2 separate regions of the Mus musculus genome follow, and region 1 is linked to region 2. Evidence: chromatin contacts called from ENCODE POLR2A ChIA-PET data. All regions are on one chromosome and are shown on one strand. The core of a region is the stretch at or near the end of the contact, and the rest is flanking DNA. Distances in the headings are between cores, read along the strand shown.

Region 1 (2,700 bases), core at 195-2,694, 36 kb after region 2:
GTTCCTCTTCTAATTCACTTCTGGGAATAACTAAGACCCTCGGTGCCCCTCCACCCCCCACAGTGCCCACAACCTCCAGCCTGTCCCCTGAGCCAGATCCTGGATATTTTCCAGGCCATCACTTTACCAATCAGCATCTTCGAAAGACACCAACACCCCAGCCCTCCGGGTCTCTTGGCTTTCGTACTTTTTATATCCAGACACGAGCTCCAGGTAGTTTGTGGGTGTGACATAGTTGTATCTCCGCAGTTCCAACAGCATCTTCTGGGAATACTGAGCCACTGACCAGTGCATGGTGACAAAGATTTGGGCCACTTTCCTGTGGATCTGAAGCCAATAATACAGAATGGGAGGTCAGGGTATGGAGCAGCAATGAGGGGGAGTGTGGCTGTGTCAGAGGAAAGGCTCACATTCTCCTGTGTCCCCAAGTCCACTCCTATAATGTACTTCTCAGCCACCTCTAGCAAGGCCTCTCGGGGCCACTCTGAGAACCAGTTGATGGTTGTACAGTTTACTAAGGCTGGGTACTGGCGAATCCAATTCCTAGGAGGAAGTCAAGGAGAGTTAAGTCTACTCACAATGCCCTTAGCTTTCTAGCAACACATGCCCCATCCGCTTTGCGGTGACCCAAAGGCCCTGTCCTCTTCCTATCGGCTCCTCCCTCCAGATTTACCTCCTCAGAGATAGATAGCTCTGCATAACATTGAGAAATGGTCTCAGATCCACATTTTTCTAGATGTTGATCTTGAGCCAGGAGAATCTAACACTCTCAAACCCCAGCTTCCTCATCTCTAGCAGGAGATTGACAGTCTATGCTAAGGTTGTTAGGAATTTGGTAAGGTGACCCAAGAAGAATGCCCTACACGGCACCTGACTGTGCTAAGTAAAATATACTAGACACCATAAATAAAAACATAAGCAAAACGGCAACCCACGTTGCCTCTCCATCTGCTCTGCCCACGTCCCATTAAGACAGGGCATCACATATGCAGATACTATATGCAGTCACCCTGGCTACTCTCATGCTTGCTATGTAGCCGGGACTGGTCTCAGATTTGCACCAGTCCTCTCGCTTTGCCCGCCTATGTCCTGAGGTCATAGGTGTGTACTGCCACACTAGGCCTCTTCCTTCAGGTTTCCGTGGTCCTGAAATATCTAGTCATACTGAGAATGGGTTAAAAAAAATTTTTTTTTTTTTGGTGTACACATACTGTTAATTCTATTCATCTTATTAAAAAGAGAAAAGGAAACTTGTCATATGCTACAATATAGATGAACCTCAAGGACATCATAGAGTGAAGGAAGTGCGTCACAAAAGGACAAACACCGCACCGTTCATGCACAAGGCCATCAAAGGCCATCAGAGACAGATGGAAAGCAGGAAGGTCGTTTCTGGAAGCTGGGGGAGGGGAGTTGTTCTTTACTGGGAAAAGACTTTGAGTCTGGGAGGATGAAAAGGCTGTTCCAGAACAATGTGGGTAACGCCCCTAAACTGTGGAGGAAGTCACATGGGACGCACTAACTTCCAAAGAACACAGAAAGCCAAAAGCCGAGGCGGGAGCCTGTGGGGAGCCGGCCAACCGAGGAAGCATCACCTGAAGGGGTCTCCCACGGGACTTAGACAGAGCACAATGTGCAGGTTGTTCCGCACGCGCTCGATGAGGTATGCAAAGAGGCTGTCCGAGGATTCTGGTATCTGTTCTGCCCGGGCCTGGTCTATGATATGGTTCTGGATCTGTTCAGAAACCACACTGTATCAGAGGACTGAAGTTCTCACCACAGTCTCAGCGGGAAAGCAGGTTAGGCTGGCAGACTGGAGTGGGAGTTAAAGCAACCCCGCCCGCCCAGTGAGGCCTCTCAGGGGATGACTGATGAGAAACAGGCTTCAGCCCACAGGGACTGATCTGGGAGGCTGGGGATGCTACAGAAACAGATGTGGAATCTGTGGGGTGCTGGTGGTTAGCTAGGAAAACCAAAGAACCAACTCAGAACTGAAGGAACTTCACCTCTTCAAATTCGTCAGACTTGTAGAGATTGGGGACTTCGCCCGAGCTAAGGATGTTGTTGATGTCTTCCAGGAAGGATTCGTCAGCTATCTGGGTGTCCACGAAAAGGAAAGACGTGGTCTGGAGTTCTACCCCTGCCTGTCGATACAAGCGCTTGATATCTGGCCAAACAAGTGAAGGGCGAAGGAAAAGACTTACTTGCGACTCCCCATCCTGAGCCTCTCAGTTGGAGGACCCTCCCACAGCCATAAGCACTCCCAGAACACAAAGGCCAGGGCCAGTAACTCAAGCAGCTTATCTTTCATCCTGAAACCTCTGCGCATGGTCAGGAACCCAGCCTTACCGTCTCGGAACTCCTGTTTGCGGTAGTGCTTGGTGACCTCGATCTGGAACGTGTTATAATCGCAGATGGAAGACGCCAAGCGGGCCAGACTCTGCCTCCCGCTGCCCCCGATCCCCACCAGCAACATGTTGCCTCGGGGCTGTCCGATCACACGCACGATCCGAGTGACTGGGGAGCGGGGTGAGGGTAACGCACTGGGTTTATAAATCCAAGCAATTTCTAGGCCCCGGGCTAGGGATCAAAACCTCTGAGGCTGAATTAGAGAAGTCAAGAAGTAAGAGTGGAGAGGGTGGTGCCTAAGGCTCTGATGGCAACTCAGCACTTAACCTACACCTTGCCCATTTAACACTC
Region 2 (3,048 bases), core at 92-2,591:
GGACACCAGAGTGGGGGAGGGCCAACAGCCATTTAAAGGGCCAACCTCAGAACTTTAATCCCTTACCAGCCTTGGCCCCAAGCAGGAGGCTGTAATTCATCTGCCCAACAGCTGGGGTGGGGGTGGGGGGGCATGTGCATGAGGAGGAGGGGCTGGGGCCTTCTTGTGCAAAGAACCAAACAACAAAAGGGGAAGCTGAAGGGGCCAGCTCTAAAGTACCCAGGTCACCCTACTGACCTGCGGATCTGCCAGTGGCCCCCACCTGGTTCTGGCCCACAGGTTCTGTAGTTCAGACTCACAGATTCTTGGTCATGGAGTCAAAGGGCTCACCCATGGGGTTCTGAAGAAAGCCTAGACTGAGCACCCTCAGGGCAGGCTGTCAACCCCTTCTTGCACTTTTCCAGCCACAGTAACTGGACTGGAGACCTGAGGCCCAGTCCCAGACAGCCTCAAATGCCCTGCTCACCAGCCAAGCCTCTGTAGACATAGCCTGCCAGCTCCCCCTCCTGCCAGCACAGGGTGGCAGTGGCCACACCAAGGCTGTCCCTTTAAATCATTTCCACCCCTGACGGTGTGGACAAACCAAGGGCCCTGCCCCCCAGGCAGGCAGCTTGCCACCACCCCACCCCCTAACCCCCAGATATGTAAGGGCCATTTAAAGGGACATCAGAGAGGCAGCCTGGTCTCTAACAAATCCCCACCCCCTCCTCACACACTCACTGTCCCTGTCTCCAGCAACACACAGCCCCCCTGCCTCTCCATCAGGCCCCAAATTCCGGTTTTCTCTCACCCCTAGAGACTGCTACGAGGAGAATGGGGCAAGGGAGACTGGGGGGAGCCATTAAAGAATAAGGACTCCCTCCTTCCTCAGAGCCCCATGAGACTGGTCGGAAGAAGCCAGCCTAAGAAACATTGAGACAGAACCCCAAAAGGTGCCTCGGGCAGAACAGGGGAGCACACACTGTGGGGTGGGGGGAAGGGAGTCAGGCTGCACGAGACGGAGGGTGGCGGAGCCAGCAGGCGACAAGCCCAACTCGCAGAAATGGAACAAGGAGGGCTGGGGGGGAAAGGCAAGGCCCGGGAAATCGGGGAGACGGAAAGGGGTCGTCCGGGAGGGTGTGGAAGAAAATCAGACAGGGGGAGGGAGAGCCAGGCCAGGGTTACCTGCTGGGTGTCTGTCCCCCGGCGGTGCCCCCAGAGTCCGGGTAGGGAGGGGGAAGCAGCAGGGGGGGGAGTGGGGGCTGGGGGGCGGGGGAGACGGTCCCTCCTCTGCCTCCTGGGCCTGCCCCGGCGCTTGCAGCCTCTGCCTCCCTCCCTCCTCCTCCCCGTCCCTGAGTCCCGGAGTCAAACAAAGAACTGTAGCAGGCTCTCCCCAACCCCCTCCCTCCCTCCTCCTCCTCCTCGTCCTCCTCCTCCTCCTCCACCTCCTCCTCCTCCCCTCCCTCCCCACCAGCAGGCTCCCTCCTCCTCCCTTCCGGTCTCTTCCTTTAACTACCCGCTCCCCCAGCCTCCCCCCACTAGTCTCTCTCCACCCACCCACCCACCCCAACCTTTTACACACCCCTTTAGCCTAGCCATGTCCCCGCTAGGGAAACTGTGGAGTCCCTTTGCAAAATGAAAGGCTCCAGAGAGCAACATGGGAGGGAACCAGAGTATCGCTTGAAAATCACAAGCTACAACGTAATTATTTTAACAGCCAAAGGAATATAGTCTTAGCTATTTTTTTTTAAGGAGGGGAAAAATAAACCTAAAGAAAGCAATACAAATCTGGCTAAAGCCCACATCAAATAAGGTACATAAAGTAGTCGATGCTAATCCCTGACACCCCCCCCCCACACACACACACACACACAACACACACTCCAGGTAGCAGAATTCTCCACTCTTTAACCAATCCCCTGTGAGGGCTACTTTAGAAACAGGTCCACCCACTATAATAACTAACAACATTTAATAATATGTATTTTCTGATACTCATTCGGTATTAATTTTATACCAACCACTGTGCTAAATGCTTTGCATAAATTATTTCACTGCCCCCTCCCATCAGCTAGAAGGTAGGTATTGATATTTAAATGTCCCAGATTGCAGATAGGAGGTTCTGCAAGGTTGTGACTTTTCCCGAGTCCCATTTAGTGGCAGAGCTGGGGTTAGAATCCAGGTTTGAGCCGACAATCCACATTCTTAGGCACAAGAAAGGAGACTCTGTAATACCATCACCAACTCCAAGATTTAACAGAGGGCAGCCATAACTATCACTGGACTTCTCTCTCAAAAGTGGGCAATACCAGAAGCTGATCCACCTACCTACACAGATAAAGACCTTGACTTTTCAGCCTAACTCTTTCTCCTCAGTTTGGTAAGAGGAGGTGACGGGAGTCGCAGGGATGGGCTGGTGTGTATACCCACATACAGCTCCTCTCTTAGGGGCAGCTGTCTTGCAACTACACCCACTTCAGCTCAAGCTGGGAAAGGGGCAACCTGACACTGGGCCATGCAGCAGGTGGGAAACTAAAAAGACTTCAGGAGACACTTCCAAGGGCGCGCGGGAGGGAGTACGGGGGGTGGTAGTGGTAGTGGGGACTGGAGAGGAAGTTTTTCCATGGCAATCTAGGAAAAAGAAGGGGGGGGAAGACCCAGAATTCTCTCAAGCCAGCAAAGGGGCAAAGTCTTTCAGGCCACACCACACCCGCGCCCCTCCCCCTTCACGAAACTCCAGGCCAGGGTTTCCCACCTGCAGGATGCTAATGCCAAGGGAAAGGAAAGGAGAAAGAGATGGCACGGGACTGGAACGGGACTCTGGGCAGAGGTGGGAGGGAATGGAAAGGGGAGGAGATCGCATTGCCTGGCAACCGTCCCGGGGCACGTGCACTGGTGACATCATCCCAGGCCACCTCGAACACAGACCTTTGACTCCTACCAGGGCGAAGAAGCTGCTAGCTGGCTAAATTTCCTGAGAAAATAGCTTTAGGAATTCTGGGAACCCAAAAAGGAGACGAAGGAGGGAACCCAGGCGTCCTGCTTTTATCTCTGTTAACCCCAGCAGAA

The links. ChIA-PET counts read pairs that join two places held with the same protein, here RNA polymerase II (POLR2A).
Region 1: POLR2A ChIA-PET joins it to region 2 with 12 read pairs in embryonic stem cell. The contact joins the enhancer-like site here to the promoter of Kdm6b in region 2. POLR2A ChIA-PET finds 5 or more read pairs at or near these places in 4 of 5 experiments (Patski and embryonic stem cell).

What each region holds. Positions count from the first base shown.
Region 1 is chr11:69,450,812-69,453,511 of GRCm38, forward strand. It overlaps Dnah2 (dynein, axonemal, heavy chain 2), which reads right to left. Exons shown (of 86, transcript NM_001081330.1): 54 at 2,350-2,517; 55 at 2,007-2,167; 56 at 1,596-1,735; 57 at 411-543; 58 at 188-327. Among named protein-coding and RNA genes, the nearest start is that of Kdm6b, 36 kb to the left of the region's middle. Within about 2 kb of position 1,445, at least 1 of the 3 ENCODE cell types and tissues checked has a DNase peak (open chromatin) inside an H3K27ac peak, as active enhancers do.
Region 2 is chr11:69,414,853-69,417,900 of GRCm38, forward strand. Kdm6b (KDM1 lysine (K)-specific demethylase 6B) reads right to left here and starts at 1,342. Exons shown (of 24, transcript NM_001017426.2): 1 at 1,165-1,342. Gm51903 (a long non-coding RNA gene) reads left to right here and starts at 661. Exons shown (of 2, transcript XR_003949708.1): 1 at 661-932.